Regions from separate parts of the Homo sapiens genome. Here region 1 is linked to region 2. The links are chromatin loops, found by intact Hi-C in ENCODE. Cell type or tissue: heart right ventricle. All regions are shown on one strand. Links, peaks and the distances in the headings refer to the core of each region. The heading gives the core; the rest is flanking DNA. Region 1 holds the start of THSD8 (thrombospondin type 1 domain containing 8). Region 2 holds the start of SNORD135 (small nucleolar RNA, C/D box 135).

What was found. A loop is a pair of places that touch in the nucleus more often than their neighbours do. Peaks named below come from ENCODE experiments on the same cell type or tissue, not always from the same donor. Only the 100,000 strongest peaks of a DNase experiment are listed, where the experiment ranks them.
Region 1: a loop joins it to region 2, with 2.1 times the contacts of the local background. A loop is called at or near these places in 14 of 110 quality-filtered maps.

What each region holds. Positions count from the first base shown.
Region 1 is chr19:12,797,465-12,809,305 of GRCh38, forward strand. THSD8 (thrombospondin type 1 domain containing 8) reads left to right here and starts at 4,605. Exons shown (of 2, transcript NM_001386800.1): 1 at 4,605-4,755; 2 at 6,640-6,925. The coding sequence starts at 4,608. The coding sequence ends at 6,839. RNASEH2A (ribonuclease H2 subunit A) reads left to right here and starts at 9,120. Exons shown (of 8, transcript NM_006397.3): 1 at 9,120-9,336; 2 at 9,544-9,615; 3 at 9,742-9,865; 4 at 9,955-10,042. The coding sequence starts at 9,210. PRDX2 (peroxiredoxin 2) reads right to left here and starts at 4,336. Exons shown (of 6, transcript NM_005809.6): 1 at 4,276-4,336; 2 at 3,695-3,806; 3 at 3,452-3,605; 4 at 2,713-2,835; 5 at 2,395-2,525. The coding sequence starts at 3,797. RefSeq lists enhancers at 3,414-3,613, 3,941-4,499, 8,844-8,973, 9,174-9,223, silencers at 4,099-4,284, 4,294-4,683 and cis regulatory regions at 4,147-4,696, 8,367-9,399. In heart right ventricle, for the core only: no CTCF peak of the experiment used is centred there; DNase peaks (open chromatin) are centred at 8,740 and 9,077; H3K4me3 peaks cover 1,394 bases; H3K27ac peaks cover 964 bases.
Region 2 is chr19:12,700,189-12,707,027 of GRCh38, forward strand. TNPO2 (transportin 2) reads right to left here. Exons shown (of 26, transcript NM_001382241.1): 14 at 6,382-6,607; 15 at 6,008-6,179; 16 at 5,494-5,580; 17 at 5,304-5,411; 18 at 5,052-5,210; 19 at 3,526-3,613; 20 at 3,240-3,338; 21 at 2,635-2,730; 22 at 1,884-1,989; 23 at 1,564-1,663; 24 at 1,410-1,484; 25 at 1,138-1,265; 26 at 1-1,055. The coding sequence ends at 1,158. It overlaps SNORD135 (small nucleolar RNA, C/D box 135), which reads right to left and starts at 3,483; the gene lies at 3,409-3,483. It overlaps SNORD41 (small nucleolar RNA, C/D box 41), which reads right to left and starts at 6,330; the gene lies at 6,261-6,330. RefSeq lists enhancers at 950-2,149, 1,427-2,036, 2,647-3,256, 3,257-3,865. In heart right ventricle, for the core only: no CTCF peak of the experiment used is centred there; no DNase peak of the experiment used is centred there.

The DNA of each region.
Region 1 (11,841 bases), core at 6,106-11,105, 100 kb after region 2:
GGTGCACCACCACGCCTGGCTAATTTTTGTATTTTTGGTAGAGACCATGTTAGTCACGCTTGTCTCGAACTCCTGACCTCAAGTCATCTGCCCGTCTTGGCCTCCCAAAGTGCTGGGATTACAGGTGTGAGCCACCATGCCTAGCCAAGTTCAGTATTTTCTCTTTTTCTTTTCTTCTTTTTTCTTTCTTTCTTTTTTTTTTTTTTTTTTTGAGACAGAGTCCTCCTCTGTTGCCCAGGCTGGAGTGCAATGGCGTGATCTCGGCTCATTGCAACCTCTGCCTCCCGCGTTCAAGTGATTCTCCTGCCTTAGCCTCCTGAGTAGCTGGGACTACAAGTGCCCGCCACCACACCCTGCTAATTTTTTGGTACTTTTAGCAGAGACAGGGTTTCACCATATTGGTCAGGCTGATCTCGAACTCCTGACTTCAGGTGATCCACCCACCTTGGCCTCCCAAAATGCTAGGATTACAGGCGTGAGCCACTACACCTGGCCAAGTTCAGTATTTTCTAGCTGGTGTTTTTCCTACTCTTAATTCTTCAATTTCTTTTTGCCACCCAGCTCTCCTTTTTCTTCTTTTTTTCTTTTCTTTTTTTTTAAGATGGAGTCTTGCTCTGTTGCCCAGGCTGGAGTGCAGTGGCACGATCTCTGCTCACTGCAAGCTCCGCCTCCCAGGTTCACGCCATTCTCCTACCTCAGCCGCCAGAGTAGCTGGGACTACAGGCGCCCGCCACCACGCCCGACTAATTTTTTTGTATTTTTAGTAGAGACAGGGTTTCACCGCGTTAGCTAGGATGGTCTCGATCTCCTGACCTCTTGATCCGCCCGCCTCAGCCTCCCAAAGTGGTGGGATTACAGGCATGAGCCACCGTGCCCGGCCTCTTTTTTTTTTTTATTTTTTGAGACGGAGTTTCGCTTCACTCGTTGCCCAGGCTGGAGTGCAATGGCACGATCTCAGCTCACTGCAACCTCCGCCTCTCAGCTTCAAACGATTCTCTTGCCTCAGCCTCCCAAGTAGCTGGGATTACAGGCATGCACCACCAGGCTGGGCTAATTTTGTATTTTTAGTAGAGACTGGGTTTCTCCATGTCGGTCAAGCTTGTCTCGAACTCCCGACCTCAGGTGATCCACCCACCTAGGCCTCCCAAAATGCTGGGATTACAGGTGTGAGCCACTGCATCTGGCCTCTTTTTTTTTTTTTTTTTTTTTAACCAATACCCCATCTCTTAAAAAAAAAAAAAAAGAGATGGGGTATTGCTATGTTGCCTAGGCTCGACTCAAATTCCTGGGCCTAAGCAATCTTCTGCCTCACTCTCCAGAGTAGGTGGAACTACAGGCATGAGACACAGCATCTACAGGCATGAGACACAGCATCTTCCTGTCTTTTTGGCTCCTTTAGTCCCATCTTTGTCCCTCTGCCCCACCCCTACAGGTTTTTTTGTTGTTGTTGTTTTTGAGATGGAGTCTCACACTGGCGCCCAGGCTGGAGTGCAGTGGTGTGATCTCGGCTTACTGCAACCTCCTCCCGGGTTCAAGGGAGTCTCCTGCCTCAGCCTCCCAAGTAGCTGGGATTACAGGCACCTGCCACCGCACCCAGCTAATTTTTTTGTATTTTTAGCAGAGACGCGGTTTCACTATGTTGGCCAGGCTGGTCTCAAACTCCTGACCTCATGATCTGCCCGCCTCGGCCTCCCAAAGTGCTGGGATTACAGGCGTGAGCCACCGCGCTCGGCCTGTTTGTTTGTTTTTTTGAGACAGGGTCTTGCTGTGTCACCCAGGCTGGAGTGCAGTGGTGCGATCACAGCTTACTGCAGCCTTGACCTCCCAGGCTCAAGTGATCCTCCAGCCTCAGCCTCTTGAGTAGCTGGGACTATAGGCATGCTTCACAAACCAAGCTAATTTTTTTTTTTTTTGAGACTGAGTTTTGCTCTGTTGCCCAAGCTGGAGTACAACGGTGCGATCTCAGCTCACTGCAACCTCTGCCTCCTGGGTTCAAGCGAACTCCTGCCTCAGTCTCTCAAGTAGCTGGGATTACAAGTGTGCACCACCACGGCCAGCTAATTTTTTGTGTTCTTCGTAGAGACGGGGTTTCACCATGTTGGTCAGGCTGGTCTCGAACTCCTGACCTCAGGTGATCCACCTGCCACAGCTTCCCAAAGTGCTGGCAATACAACCGTGAGCCACTGAGCCCGGCCCCTTTGTCCACCTTGGTTGAATGTCAGGCGTTATTTGTCTCCTACCACATTAGAAACATCCTGCAGACAAAGCCCTGAGCTGAATCTTCTTTGGGGCCCTAACACCCATCTGGACAGGTAAGAGGACAGGCAGTGAATGTTTGCATGAGTGACGGAGGCGCTCAGTATGTACCCATGTGTCATGTGTGTATCTGCTCACCTTCCCCATGCTCGTCTGTGTACTGGAAGGCCTGGACCAGCCGCAGAGCCTCATCCACGGAGCGTCCCACAGGCAAATCATTAACAGTGATCTGGCGAAGGACACCCTTGCCATCGATGATAAAGAGGCCCCTGAAGACATCAGGGTTCCCAGTGAGGAGCTGATAGCTCCCACTGCCAGAGACAAGGAAGGGACTACCAACCACCCGCTGCTAGCCACAGGGCTGGGGGCAGAGAAGACATTGTACAGGAGTGGTCCCAGCATCACAGGAATGGGGGGCAGGGCGCTCCCTGAGCCGGGCTGAGGGTCCCACAGTACCTGTAGGCAATGCCCTCATCTGTTTTCAGCACGCCGTAATCCTCAGACAAGCGTCTGGTCACGTCAGCAAGCAGGGGGATGTTCAGGGGGCCCAAGCCTCCCTCTTTCCGGGGGGTGTTGATCCTGGGAGTAGGGGAGACAGAGTTGGGGCCTCAGGATGCCTGGCACAGCAGGGTCCTCACCCTGTGGGCCCAATGTGATAAGCACTGGAGGCCGGAGATAAGGGGCTTTAGAGTAGGCCGCTGGGAGCCTCACCCACCCCACCCTGGGTTGGGTGCAAGGACTGTATCCCCATGGCTGGGAAGACTGAGTTTGAGAGGCACAGCTCCAGCTAAGTGGCTTCACATGTACTTGTAACTTGCAGCATCACCCAGCAGAGAGCCTGTGTTAAGAGTCCCCATCCTCCTCTAGCTGTGTCATGGGGTACAGCCCTTCACTTCGGTGAACTGGAGTTTCCATCTTCATGAAATAGGGCAGCACAGCCTCCCTCCTGGGAACTAAGTACATAGAGTAGATAGAGTTGCATCTGAGTTGCATCTGCAACTCTATATACCAGGCAACTAGTTGTCAAATGCTAATTACTGTCATCATCCTTAAAGACTTGGGCGGCAATGTTTCCATTATTTTCACGATGGGGAAACGCAGGTTCCAGAGGTTGAGCAATGGCCACGAAGCCACACTGCTAGGACCTGAGGGTGTGAGCTTAGCTGCAACCTCCCTCTTTGGCCCCTGCTCATACCAAGCCAGGTGGGTGAACTGAGAGTCCACCGAGACGCCCAGCACTTCACAGCCCAGCTTGCGGAAGTCCTCTGCACGGTTGCTGAACGCGATGATCTCGGTGGGGCACACAAAAGTGAAGTCCAGAGGGTAGAAAAAGAGGACCACGTACTTCCCTGGGGAGGAGGGACACAGAGGAGTTAGGGCCCAGCTTCTCTCATGCACGGCCCCGCTTCTACCTGGGCCCCCTCCGGGCGGCGCTCACCTTTGTAGTCCGACAGCTTCACCTCTTTGAAGGCGCCATCAACCACCGCTGTGGCCTTGAAGTCAGGGGCTGGCTTTCCGATGCGCGCGTTACCGGAGGCCATGACTGAAAGCTGAGACCCCCGCCCGGTCAGTGCGCCCGGGAAGACACTTTGTCCTCCCAACCCAAGGTCGCGCTGCGTGCTGGGCCCTATGACTGAGTCAGCACGGCGGAGGCGACAGCACTAACCCTCACCCTCCCGGGTACCCGGTCTACGAGGCCCGGAGGCTGCCGGAGACCCGCTCTCCTGACCAGAGCACGAGTGACCCAGCCACTGCCACCAGCACCCCACGAGCGAGTCGGCCGGAGGGCGGTGTCGCAAGCCCCCAGCCCAGAAGGAGACAGTGAGGCCCGCACGAGCAGGGGGCGGGAAGTCGGGCGATCAGGCCTGCGCTGCAAGGCTGTGGCCTCGGTTTCCCCCGCAAGGACAAAGGAGGCCACTATAGCGGATGGAAAGCAAAGGCGGCCAGCACTAAAGTCAGGATCGGGCCAAAGCAGCCTGAAGGGGGTCCTCCCGCCAGGTGCACTCCGGGTGTTCATACCTGCGTGGGCAAAGGCTAGACGCACGGACGATCACACGCGTGGACCCGCGTTCTCAGCGCCAAGTGAGCCCTGGGCCGCGAAGCCTTTTATGCCCGGCCCGAACCAAGACGTGCACGGCGCGGGGGAGGGAGCGGACGAGCGGAGCGGTCGGGTCCACTGCGCCCGCAGGTGCGGGGGAGCGTGCGGCCGGGTCCATGCGCCTGCGGGCGGCGGGGGGAGACGCGTTGCCTTCGGCCGGGACCACTGCACCTGCCCGCGTGGGTAATGCGCCCGCCGCAGACTCCGCGCACGACTCCGCCTGGGAGCGCGTTGGGGGCCGTTGGAGTCCAGCATGGCGCGGACCCCGGGGGCGCTGCTGCTGGCGCCTCTGCTACTCCTGCAGCTGGCGACCCCTGCCCTGGTCTACCAGGACTATCAGTACTTAGGGCAGCAGGGCGAAGGTGACAGCTGGGAGCAGCTGAGGCTGCAGCATCTAAAGGGTAACCTCAGGCGGCGGGGATGACGATGCCCAAAGGCTCCCCGTTGCCCTACTTCTCCTGCTGGCTGCAAAGGGACCTTCCTCGGCGGGCTGCAAATCTCCACCCAGCTCCGCACTGGAGGCGTCCCCTTGGGCTGGTTACTTTTCTCTAAGGCTCGGTTTACTCTTGGATATATTGAAATAGATACTGCTTTAAAGCAGCTCCCAGGGGAAGAGAGGGTGTGGGCAGGACACTGAAGCTGTCACTCGGGGATAGGTGCCAGGAAGGGCAGAGACAGAGAAAGAAGGGGGCGGGCAAGCTTGGGAAATCAGAGAGGGTCCGATTGCAGAAGACCCGTGACCAGTGCAGCGAGAACGACAAGCGAAAGTCCCATATGGAAAGATTTGGGGAAAGAATGTCCAAGGAAGAGGGAATAGCAAATGCCAAGGTGAAAAGTCCTGAAGGAGAAATGGAAAGAGGTCGGTGAGGTGTGGCAGAGACATGGGTGTGGGAGGGTAGGAGGTGTCAGACCTTGGTGAGCGGTGAGTTGGGATAAGATCGGAGTTGGGATAAGATCTGTCTCATAGGGGAAAGGGGCAGATTCAGTAAAGAGCCCTTTAAAGTGATCACAGTGGCCGGCGCGGTAGCTCACGCCTATAATCCTAGCACTTTGGGAGGCTGAGGTGGGAGGATCCCTTGGTCTCGGAGACCAGACCAGCCTGGCCCACACAGCAAGACTCCATCTCTACAAAAAATATTTTAAAATTAGCCTGACTTGATGGCCCAGCACTTTGGGAGGCCGAGGCGGGAGGACTGCTTGAGCCCAGGAATTCAAGACCAGCCTGGGCAACATGGAGAGACCCCCTACTCTACAAAAATAAATAAATAAATAAAAATAAAAAATAAATTAGCCTGCCATGGTGGCATGCGCCTGTAGTCCCAGCTACTCAAGAGGCTGATACAGGAGGACCATTTGTGCCAAGGAGTTTGAAGCTGCAGTGAGCCATGATTATGCCCTTGCATTCCAACCTGGGTAACAGAGCAAGATCTTGTCTCAAAATAAATAAATTAAATAAATAAACAAACTGATCATAATAAATTGGTTTGTATATGCTAGCACAGCACCGGGAGATTTACTTACCTTCATTATGTCAATTATGCCATTTATCACTTGACAACCCTGCTGTCAGGTGGCATTGTGCCTTCTAGGTAGGGCCATGGTCACACCCCTGAAGACAGAAGTCAGCTTCAAATGGCGGGCACCAAGGATGTTGTAGGACACTCACAACTGGGCAGGCTGGCACAGCCTGGAAGTGTCAGGTTGTAGTTCCTCTGGCCCACTTACCCCGTATATGAGCTTGGAAGGTTGGCTTGCTGTCTCTGGGTCTTGGTTTCCCCACCTGAGACTCGTGGAAATATTAAATGAGGCCAGGCATGGTGGCTGGCTCACACCTGTAATCCCAGCACTTTGGGAGGCTGAGATGGGAGTATCACTTGAGCCCAGGAGTTCCAGACCAGCCTGGGCAACATGGTGAAACACCGTCTCTGCAAAAAATACAAAAAATTAGCCAGGCACAGTGGCATGTGCCTGTAGTCCCAGCTACTTGGTAGGCCGAGGTAGGAGGATTGCTTGAGCCCAGGAGGTTGAGGCTGCAGTGAGCTGTGACTGCGCCACTGCACTCCAGCCTGGGCGACAGAGCGAGACCCTGTCTCAAAAAAAAAAAAAAAAAAAAAAAAAAAGCTTAAATGAGATAATCTGTGGCAGGGTGTCTGGCATAGAAGCAGAGTCTAGCGAATATGTGCTTCTCTTATTCGTTAGTATCTTTATCTTTCTCCCTCTCTGGGGGAGGGGATTGGGAGTAGGCCCCCTCCACGTAGGTCTTCACCTCTGCCCTCCTTCTCTAGAAGTCGAGGACTCAATCCTTGGCCCGTGGGGAAAGTGGCGGTGTCTCTGCGACCTGGGCAAGCAGGAGCGCAGCCGCGAGGTAGTGGGCACAGCGCCGGGCCCGGTTTTCATGGACCCGGAGAAGCTGATCCAGTTACGGCCCTGCCGGCAACGGGATTGTCCATCCTGCAAGCCCTTCGACTGCGACTGGAGGCTCTGAGCCCGGGTGAGAGAGCAGGGCCGGGGCAAGTTGCGGGGCCCAGGGTGGGCGCGGAGGGAGGATGTGCGGTGCGGGGCGGGTATGAAGCGAGTTTGAGGAAGGGAGAACTGGGGCTCCAAGTCTTGAGTGACTTGAGGCTGATTTGGTTAGGGGGAAGCTGAGTCAGGAGCCGTGAGCCCCGCTGATATCTAGGGAGAAAAGGAGAAAAGTGGAGGGGGCGCCGGGCGCCGGGGCTCACGCCTGTAATTCCAGCATTTTGGGAGGCCGAGGCAGGCGGATCTCTTGAGTCCTGGAGTTCAAGATTAGTCTGGGCAATATCGTTGAGATCACCTCTCCATAAAAATTTTTAAAATTAGGCCGGGCGCGGTGGCTCACGCCCGCAATCCCAGCACTTTGGGAGGCCAAGGCAGGCGGATCACAAGGTCAGGAGATCGAGACCATCCTGGCTAAAACGGTGAAACCCCGTCTCTACTAAAAATATAAAAAATTAGCTGGGCGCGGTGGCGGGCGCCTGTAGTCCCAGCTACTCGGGAGGCTGAGGCAGGAGAATGGCATGAACCCGGGAGGCGGAGCCTGCAGTGAGCCGAGATCGCGCCACTGCACTCCAGCCTGGGCGACAGAGCGAGACTCTGTCTCAAAAAAAACCAACCAAACAAACAAACAAACAAAAACATTTAAGTTAGATGAGCGTGGCGGCACATGCCTGTGGTCCCAGCTACTCGGTACGATGGGGAGGAAGGATCGCTTGAGCCTGGGAGGCAAAGGTTACAATAAGCCGAGATCGCTACACTGCTATCCAGCCTGGGCAACAGAGTAACATCCTGTCTCAAAAAAAAAAAAAAAAAAAAAAAAAAAAAAAAAGTGGAGGGGGAGGCGAAGAGGAGTAAAAGGAGATAAAGAGACAATGAACTAGGACCCTGAGGAAGGGGCATGAGCCTGGTAAGGGGCGGGAACCCACAGGCAGAGGACATGAGCCCCAGTGAGCCCAGGGAATAGAAGTGGTGGATGCCAGGCACTGTGGCTGGCTCAGGCTTGTAATCCCAACACTTTGGGAGGCTGAGGCGACCGGATCGCTTGAGCCCAGGAGTTTGAAGCCAGCCTGGGCAACATAATGAGACCCCGTCTCTACAAAAAATACCAAAAATAGTCGGGCATGGTGGTGTGGTGTGCACCTGTAGTCCAGCTGCTTGGGAGACTGAGGTGGGAGGATCGCGTCAGCCCAGGAGGTGGAGGTTGCAGTGAGCCAAGATCGCGCCACTGCACTCCAGCCTGGACAACAGAGAGAGACCCTGTCTAAAAAAAAAAGAAGGCCGGGTGCGGTGGCTCACGCCTGCAATCCCAACACTTTGGGAGGCCGAGGCGGGCGGATCACAAGGTCAGGAAATCGAGACCAACCTGGCTAACACGGTGAAACCCCATCTCTACTAAAAAGTACAAAAAATTAGCCGGGTGTGGTGGCGGGCGCCTGTAGTCCCAGCTATTCGGGAGACTGAGGCAGGAGAATGGCGTGAACCCGGGACGCGGAGCTTGCAGTGAGCGGAGATGGCGCCATTGCACTCCAGCCTGGGCGACAAGAGCGAGACTCTGTCTCAAAAAAAAAAAAAAGAAAAAAAAAAAGTGGGTCGAGGGGTGGGGGTGGGGACATTCATTCTAAGTTGGGAGGAATGAGCTTCTATAGGGAGCAGAGACCCTGAGCAGGAGTCCACCGAGGTCTGTGATCTCCAACGGGGGTGGGGAAGGCTTGGCCTGAATGAGACAGAGGTTAGGAAGCACAGATCTTGCACGGAGTGGAGGTGGGCCGAAGGGAGCAACCAAGAGAGGGAGTTTGGGGACTCCAAATCCAAAAGCCTGGGTTTAGTGGAAGCGGGGCTACCTGGTCCAGGGGACTTAGAATGTGTACAGAAGCAGGGACCGCAAGTACAGGGCCTGAATCCAAGTGGCAGTTGGGGACCCAGTGATGCGGTGACCCGTGTCCTGGGAGTGGGGTGATATTTGACTCTCTAGTTCCCCGTTAGGCTGGGTCTTCGAAGCTACGTCTCAGTTTCCCTCTTATTTCCCCCTCTTCCCACCGGGCCACGCAGGCGGGGCCCCAGAGACCGTGAAGCAGAGCTTGCAAAGTGACCCCGTCCACCGAATTCCCCAAGCTGAGTGTTCGGCCATAGCCCTTCGGGACTACAATTCCCAGGAGGGCGCACGGCAGCGACGTCGGCGTCGGCTGCGTAAGCGTCCACGGCGGCGGGAGCGCCAGGGGCGTGTTCTGCCCGCGGATTGGCCGGAAGCAGGCGCCGCTTCGAGGCCCGCGGAAAACGCGCGCCGAGACCCGCTCCTGCAGTATTAGTTCTTGCAGCTGGTGGTGGCGGCTGAGGCGGCATGGATCTCAGCGAGCTGGAGAGAGACAATACAGGCCGCTGTCGCCTGAGTTCGCCTGTGCCCGCGGTGTGCCGCAAGGAGCCTTGCGTCCTGGGCGTCGATGAGGCGGGCAGGGGCCCCGTGCTGGGTGCGCCCCTAGGGCCAGGGAGGGGAGGGGCGTGGTACGGAGGATGCGGGAAACGGGAGTCGGGATTGCACTGCACCAAGGGAGGGGATGTGGTCGTGGTGATGGCACCTAAAGAAGCAGTGATGATAGAACAGGGATGAATGGCAACTTTCACGGGCTCAGTGATTGGACCCCGGCTGCCAGAAAACTGACACCCCTTCTCCCCAGGCCCCATGGTCTACGCCATCTGTTATTGTCCCCTGCCTCGCCTGGCAGATCTGGAGGCGCTGAAAGTGGCAGGTGAGCCCGAGGTGTGCGTCTGGGGAAGGGATTCCTGGGTATGTGCAGGGGCAGGTGAGAACTGAAAGGGGAGGGCAGGAACTGGGAGAACCAGCTGTTCCCCTTCTCTTCCAAACCTCCTCCCAGACTCAAAGACCCTATTGGAGAGCGAGCGGGAAAGGCTGTTTGCGAAAATGGAGGACACGGACTTTGTCGGCTGGGCGCTGGATGTGCTGTCTCCAAACCTCATCTCTACCAGCATGCTTGGGCGGTGAGGGGTCCCCGGGAGGGGCAGCCAGCATGGGCTGACCAAGCTTTGTTCCTAGAATGAGATTAACTGGGCTCTGTTCCCCACCACAGGGTCAAATACAACCTGAACTCCCTGTCACATGATACAGCCACTGGGCTTATACAGTATGCATTGGACCAGGGCGTGAACGTCACCCAGGTGAGTTAACTGTAAGTTGTCCCCATTTGGTCATCTCAGGATAAAATGGGGACAAAACAGGAGTTCGAGACTGCAGTGAGCCATGATCATGCCACAGCACTCCATCCTGGGTGACAAAGGAAGCCCCCCAACTCAAAAATGGAGGCAGGGCGCAGTGGCTCACGCCTATAATCGCAGCACTTTGGGAAGCCGCGGCGGGTAGATCACCGGAGGTCAAGAGTTCGAGACCAGCCTGACCAACATGGTGAAACCCCGTCTCTACTAAAAATACAAAAATTAGCTGGACGTGGTGGCAGGCGCCTGTAATCCTAGCTACTCAGGAGGCTGAGACAGGAGAATCGCTTGAACCCAGGAGGCAGAAGTTGCAGTGAGCCAAGATTGTGCCATTGCACTCCAACCCGGGCAACAGAGCAAGACCCTGTCTCAAAAAAATAAAAAATAAAAAATAAACTAAAAATGGGAGACCAGGCGCAGTGGCTCACGGCTGTAATCCCAGCGTTTCAGGAGGCTGAGGCAGGCAGATCACCTGAGGTCAGGAGTTGAAGACCATCCTGGCCAACATGGTGAAACCTCATCTCTACTGAAAATACAAAAAATTAGCCCAGCATGGTGGCGGGTGCCTGTAATCCCACCTATTGGTGAGGCCGAGGCAGAAGAATTGCTCGAACCCGGGAGGCGGAGGTTGCAGTGAGGTGAGATCGCGCCATTGCACTCCAGCCTGGGGGACAGAGCGAAAAATAAAAATAAAAATAAAATAAAAAATAAATGTGGGCAAAAATGTGCAGTGTGCAGATTCAGCATCAGATACGTCTGGAGTGCCTCGGGCATATTCATTGCTACTGTTGATTTCGTGCTCCTGTTTCTGCCCTAAATGTGTGCCACACTGACGACCACAGTGTAGCCCCTAGTCCCGTCTCCATCTAATCTCTCCCTCATCCTAAAGGCTCAGTCTCCAGAACAAATCCTACATTGTCTACCTGTCACCTCTGTCCTAGCCCAGGACACCCCCCACTCCCTGGACACCTGCTGAGTGTCGTCTCTCGTCCCTCACCCTCCTATCCCCTCCAATCTGTTCCCCAAGCAGCAACAGAAGGTAGTCTTTTTGAAATGCACATCTCGACATTTAGTTTTCCGATCACAGTGGAAATTAAATCAGGAAAATTCACAGTCGAGTGGGGCAGAATTACATTAAATTACCAGAGAAAAACATAAATCAGCATTGCCTCGAATGCTCTCAATGAAAGAATGGACCGTTCTGAGAGAATAACAAGGCAAAATAACCTTGACGTAGGAATTGTATGCTGGGTATGGTGGCTCACGCCTGTAATCCCAGCACTTTGGGAAGCTGAGGTGAGCAAATTGGTTGAGGCTAGGAGTTCCAGACCAGCCTGGGCAACATAGCGAGACTCCATCTCCACAAAAAGAAGAAGAAAGAAAGGAATTATAGCAAGGTAGACCCTGCTGAGGAGGGACCTGAGGACCAGGCCCAAATGCAGAGCTGGCGATACAGTAACTGGTGTAGACAGACAAGGGCCCTACCCGTAGGCGTTCAGGGCCTAGCCTGGGCAGAAAGATGGTCAGCTGGAGGTTGGGCGCAGTAGCTCACGCCTGTAATCCCAGCACTTTGGGAGGCCGAGGCGGGCGGATCATCAGGTCAGGAGTTCGAGACCAGCCTGACCAACATGGTGAAACCCCATCTCTACTAAAAATAAAAAATAAAAAAATAAAACATGAAAGATGGTCAGCTGGTAAACAAAAAATAAAGGTTGTTTCTGAAAACAGTAGTGCTGTGGAGATAC
Region 2 (6,839 bases), core at 1,840-6,839:
CCTTTTTGCTGGCAAAAACCTGTGTCCTCTGTCATCATCAATTAAACGCCCCTGCCCCAGGCCTTGAGTTAAAACTGGGGCCTGAAACGTGAGAAGGGGGTTTCAGAAGCACAGAGAAACGGACTGCCCCTGAAGCTGCTTACAGAGAGAGATGCTCGGGGTAGGTGCCAGTAGCTCTGGCTACACCCAGCTCTCTTCAGGAAAAAGGTCCCAACCCAGTGTCTTCAAAAGCCACTGGAGCACACAGGAAGGAGAAACGGTGACCTCTGGCCAGCCCCAGCCACTCCAGTGGTTCTCACCCTGCGAGCTAGGCTAGGATAAGGACGGAGACACCACCAGCTGAGGCTGCAACAAAGCTGGCAGGGAGTGTGTGGAGTGGGTCCCAAGCATGTGCGTGCTGACAGGGCGACTCCCAAGGTCACCATCCTCCTCCCCCCGCCCCGAGATCCCGCCTGAGGCCCCCCACCCACCCAGCCCTCCCCAGTCACCGCCAATTCCGGCAAAACAGCAGAAGCTTCTTAAACTCTAGATGCAGGTTACACGGAAGGCCTTACGGGTTAACTCAGGGGTTCACTAATTCTACTGTCTCCATGCAGTCGGGGAAATGGTGGAGCGGCTGGCCCAGCCTCGCCGGTTATGGCACCCGCACATGCGTGTGGCCATGTGTGTCCGTGTGAGTGTACGCGTCCCTACGAGGGCCCCCCTCCTGACCTGCTCCTCCCTCACCTCATCCGAAGCCGGATTCGGTCAGCTGTGTAATTCCTCCCTCCCACGTAGCTGGCCCAAGTGGGCTGCCAGAGATGACCCTATTAGAGCCCAGGGGCCCTTGCCCACCAGAAGTCCCCCCCACCTCCCCGTTTGTAGGATGAGCATGGTGGCCCCACCCACCTGCCAGGAGGGCAAGTGGACGGATGGACGGACGGACGGACGGACGGGGAAGGCATCTGGATTTGAGTCCCACTCACTCCTCCCTAACCCCCCTCAACCAGGGCACAGCGACTTCCGGATGCAGCGCACTCCCCAGTAATCCCTCCGACGACGACGCAGACAGAAACCTGCAGGGGGAGGAGGAAGGTCATGGCCTGGGACCTTTCGGCCCCCAAGACAGTGCTGACTTGCCAGCTGCAGTCTCCTTACCTGGCAGTCTCCATGATCACCTAGACCCCATAGAAAGCCGCCAGCCTCTCCTTGAGCAGCGGCGGGAATTGCTCAGAGAACTGCTGCCAGTTATCTTCCCCAACTTGGTCTTTGAAGCCGTGGAGAATCTGTGGGGAGGGTGGTGGTGAGGGGTAGGCAGGGGCAGAACAAGGGGAGTGCGCCTCTTCCCCCATCCCCAGGCCCCATTGTTACCAGATGGTCTCACCCCTGCCTGCTCCCGGAACTAGATCAGGGCCCAGACAGAGCCTCACCTTATAAAACATGTCCCGAAGGTCATCCTTCGGGCTCACCCAGGAGGCTACAGCATCGCAGAAGAAAATAAAGTCCTGAAACGTGACGGATCCCAGGTGAGGGGCCGCCCGAGCCCAGCGCCCGCGCCTGCCCTCAGAGCCCAGCTGCCCCAACCTGCACAACGCCCCCCGGGTTGACACCGATCATCATGCAGATGCCGCGGAAGGCTGAGTCCTTCTCCTCGTTGTCCCTGATGTTCCTGAGGGACGTGCACCTGTGGGAAGGTGAGCAGCTGGAGGTCAGAGGGCAGGCTGGGCATGCATCTGTGGAGGGCTGGGTCACTGGGGATCAGTGAGTGGGCCTGGGACATGCATCTGTGGGGGTGGGGCAGGGCAGGGAGTCAGTAGGCAGATGGGGCTGGAAATGCACAGGCGAGGGAGGGGGTTGGGCCAGTCCCGCCCACCACACAGCAGGCTTGACACGTGGACACACACCAAGGCCGGATGAACTGCTGCAGCATGGGTGCCACCTCCTGGGGGCACACGTAGCCCAAGCGGCCGATGGTGATGGCTGGAATGGCAGAGGGACTCGTCAGGCGACCTGCAACCCCGAGCGGCCCCGGGACGGTACGTGGCGGGGCCTCTGGCACAAGGCACCAAGCCCCGCCCCATGAGCCCCAAGGGAATGGCTACTGCAGCCACCCTGGTCCCCCAAGCTTGGCCCAGCCAGGGGTCCTCCTCATCACACCTGAGTCACTTCCCAGGTCTCTCTGCATCTATCTTTCTTTCTTTCCTTTCCCTTTCCTTTTTGTTTTTTTTTGTTTTGTTTTGTTTTTGAGATGGAGTCTTGCTCTGTTGCCCAGGCTGGAGTGCAGTGGCATGATCTTGGCTCATTGCAACCTGCCTCAGCCTCCCGAGTAGCTGGGATTGCAGGCACGTGCCATTACCCCCGGCTAATTTTTGTATTTTTTAGTAGAGATGGGGTTTCACCATGTTGGCCAGGCTGGTCTCGAACTCCTGACTTCAGGTGATCTGCCTCCCAAAGTGCTGAGATTACAGGCATGAGCCACTGCACCCAGCCTGAGGCTGCATCTTTCTTGGGGCTTCTCCCAGTGACCCCTTCCAGGTACTTCCAGACACCCTCCTTGGTTCCTTGACAAGGCTCTTTCTGATGCCCTTCCCAGCCCAGAACCCCACCTCCAGAAGGCAGGCAGGGGTGCAGGCAGCAGCCGGGCCAGGTGCCCACCTGTGTTTTCCAGCAGTGTCTTGGGTGTGTTGGGTCGGTTAATGATTTCCACCAGGTTGTTGAGGACCATCTGCACATAAGGCTGCATCTCTGCCCCTGGGGGAGCACCCAGTCAGAGCCCTGCACAGCCCCCGCCACCCACAGGGGCCAGGGGGCCGCCCCACCTCACTCACTACTCGCCCCAGTTCCAACTAGAGACTGGCCAACCACTACCAGTGAGGAAACAAAAGACCTTCTCCGGCTAATCCCCACCCAGAATCCCTGGCCAACCAGGGACAGACCCACACCCTCCAAACAACAGAGGCTTCTCTGGAGTCGCTAAGGTGACAACACGCTGCCCAAGTCAAAGGAAAAAAAAAGCCAAAGTCACCCAACCAATCCGAATGAGTCTTTTAGCCAACTACACAAAACGGTCCAATCAGAACAGCCCTCCTATCCCTCCTCTTTAGAGAAGCCAATCACAAATGACCTTTCTGCTTGGCTCCACCCCTGACGACCCCCAAGAGACTTGCCTTGAAGGAAGCTGTCAGTCAGAGCTAGGCTCCCGCCCCCAGGTTGAGAACAGGCTAATGGGGGGCGCGTGTTGCCACTTGCAGGGCACTCACCCATCTGCATGCAGATTTCACCAATGGCCCAGGTGGCGTTGTTGCAGACGGAGATGAACTCTGGGTTCAGGTTGGTGCCCAGAATGGGCATGAACTCGGCTGGTGGGGAGAAACAGGGGTGCTGAGAAGGAGGGCCAGCCAGGGTAAGCTGCAGGACCTAGTCCAGCAGGCCCCATCAGACAGTACGAATACATCCCAATGTGGTCACAGTCATCCCCGGGTATTGCTCTCCATCACTTGAGGCCGGGGCTGGGGTCATGGGTTAGGGACAAGGCGAGTGTCGTACCGATACAGGGCTTGACATGGATGAAGCAGGCTTTGGTGAGGTCTCCCAGGAGGGCAAAGGAGCTCTGCCGGACCTCAGGCATCGAGTCCTGGGGATTCAAGTAAGATCAGTGTGGCTAGGCTCCCCTCCTTCTAACCAGGACAGCTCAGGGGGCACAGTCCCTGGTGCATGTCCAGCCTCTGCCACTTTCCAGTTCTAGAGCTCCTAGCTGTTCCTTAACCTCCCTAGCCTCCAGCCCACATCTGCAAATGGGAGATGGCAGTGCCCCAACGGTCATCCCTCAGTGTCCGTGGGGGATTCTTTCCAGGTCCCTGCAGATATAAAAATCCACGGATGTGCAAGTCCTTGATATAAAGTGGCACAGTGTTAGGGCCAGGCGCAGTGGTTCATGCCTGTAATCTCCAGCACTTTGGCAGGCCGAGGCAGGCAGATCACTTGAGGTCAGGAGTTTGAGACCAGCCTGGCCAACATGGCAAAACCCTGTCTTTACTAAAAATACAATAAAATTAGCCAGGCATAGTGGGACACGCCTGTAGTCCCAGCTTCTTGAGAGGCTAAGGCAGGAGAACTGCTTGAACCCTGGAGGTGAAGGTTGCAGTGAGCCGAGATCACACCATTGCACTCCAGCCTGGGTGACAGAGTGAGACTCTGTCTCAAAAAACAGGTGGGGGGCGGTGGGGGGGGCATAGTGTTTGCATATGCACCTATGCACATTCTCCTGTACACTTAGCATCATCTCTAAATCACTTATATCTAATACAATGTCAACAGTATGGGAATAGTTGTTATACTGTATTGTTTAGGGAATAATAACAAGAACAAACTTCTGTATGCGTTCAGTACAGATGTAATTTTTCCTCTGAGTATTTTCAATCTGAGGTTACTTGAATCTTGGGATGTAGAACCCACAGATACAGAGAGCCAACTGTGCTGGGGCAGGGACTTGGGCTTTCACATTTTCTATTTTCTTTTCTTTCTTTTTTTTTGAAGACAGAGTCTCAGTTTATTGCCCAGGCTGGAGTGCAGTGGCATGATCTCAGCTCACTGCAACCTCTGCCTCCTGGGTTCAAGCAATTCTCCTGCCTCAGCCTTCCAAGTAGCTGGGATTACAGGCGCCTACCACCATGCCTGGCTAATTTTTGTATTTTTCGTAGAGACAGGATTTCACCGTGTTGGCCAAGCTGCTCTCAAACTCCTGACCTCAAGTGATTCACCTGCCACAGCCTCCCAAAGTGCTGGATTATAGGCGTGAGCACCTGGCCTCACATTTTCTATTTTCAATACTGTTTGCTTTAAAAAAAATTTTTTTTTTTAATTTTAGAACTGGGGTTTCACTATGTTGCCCAGGCTGGTCTCAAACTCCTGGGCTCAAGCAATCCTGCCTCGGCCTCCAGGATTACTCTTTAAAATAATTAGAACAGCACCTTTTCCCTGATTTCCTTTGGGCACAACCAGGCCCTGACTCCCCACCAGGGGCAGCCCACGCAGGCTGCTGGGTGTCATCACTGTCCAGGGTCCCCACCCACCTGCATGCACTGGAACAGCAATGTCATGATGTTGCTGCGGGCCACCAGCTGCTCCACGTGACCACCCAGGCCCTCGGCCAGGCCGCTGAGCAGATCCAGTGCTACGATCATGAAGTCCTTGTCGGGAGCCTCATACTGCTCAGGGTGCTGGGTGTACATCTAGACACAGATGCCGACAGGGGCACGGGTAAGTGGAGCAGGCCCGAGGCAGGCCAATGCAGAAGCACAGGTGACGGGCCTAGGGTTGCTCACCATGGCCTGAGCCAGTGTCTTCTGCACCAGGGTGACACAGCGCTGGTAGACGGGCTCACAGTAAGGCAGGAAGCCACTCTGCAGGGCGGTGGCCACCGATGACAGACACTGGCAGGGAGGAAGGCAGGTGGGGAGAACTCAGGCAGGGTGGGCAGGATGGGTTTCGGGTGAGGGGCAGGAGCCCACTCACCTCCAGCAGGGGGAAGAGGTCCTTGTCTTCGTCCTTGAGCTCATTCCACTTCTGGATCAGTGGGGGCATCAGCTTCTGGATGTATTCCTGGAGAGGGAGCACGAAATGGGCGCTCCCTGGGTCGGGGTGGCAGACTGTGACTCAGGTACCTGTTGCCCGAGTGATGAGGCCTGAGCGCCTCACCGTGGCTCATGGGACCCTGAAAGGCCTGCCATCTGGCCAGACCTCGAGGCCTTCATTCTTCTCACCTGTCCAAGCACCGCCCGCCCCACCCCACCCCCCGGGAGCCTGGGTTACCACCTCCTGGTTCCCGAAGCACAGCACTTACCACGCTGTCTCATAACTGTCTTTCTCCCCCACTAGACTGGGAGCAGGGCGAGGGCGGGGCCGGGTCTGTCTGTCTGCCTGTCGAGGTCACGGCCACGTCCCTGGCGTGCAACACGGGGTTGCCACCAGGTCACTGGATGCCCAGGGGCACGGGGATCGGGAGGCGGGAGCCGCTCTGGGGTCTCACCGGCTGGTTGAGGTGGTGGCCTACAGAGTCGGCCAGGGTGCCAATGGCGTCATAGAGGATGAGCAGGTTCTTGTGCTGGTATTTCCCAAAGGCAAAGACAAGGGTGTCCAGGATGTAGCTGAGGTAGGGCACCAGCTCCGTGCAGGCCTCTTCCTCCAGGGTGGCAAAAGCACTGGTGGGAGGGAGGATGAAGCGGGGGCTCAGTGGACCATGGCAGGTGACACTGGGCCATGGGCAGTTGGGGAGGGCAACTCAGGATCAGCCAGTACGAATACGCGATAAATCAGTTCCACATCAACAGTCACAGGTGTCATCACTTCCCAGAGGGTGGCCGGGGGAGAGTGGGGGCTGTGGGATCAGGGGTCCAGGGTCACCTGCAGGCCGCCTCCTGTACCCTCTTGTTGCCATCCAGGATGCGTTTGAGCAGCTCTGTCATCAGGGGCTTGAGGTGCATGTCGGGTGGCTGGCTGACCACCCAGTGGGCATAGCGGCTCAGCGTCCAGCAGGCGATGGAGCGGACCAAGGCCTTCTTATCCGACAGGCACTGGATCAGGTGCGGGATCAGCTCAGGCAGGTAGGGCACCATGCCCTGCATGCAGCCTACAAGGAAAGGGAACCAAGAGGGGGCAGTTTGATTGGGCCCAGCCACACCCACCGTATGGAGAGAAGAGTCAGCCGCACACAACATATAGGGAAACTGAGGCTTAGAGTTTAAATCACTGGCCCAGACTCATTTCACAGAGCCAGGTAAAGGCAGGCACAGGAGGGGAAACAACAGAAGCCTCTCATCCCAAAGCCCCGGGTTATCTTTATTTTTTTTTGAGGCAGAGTC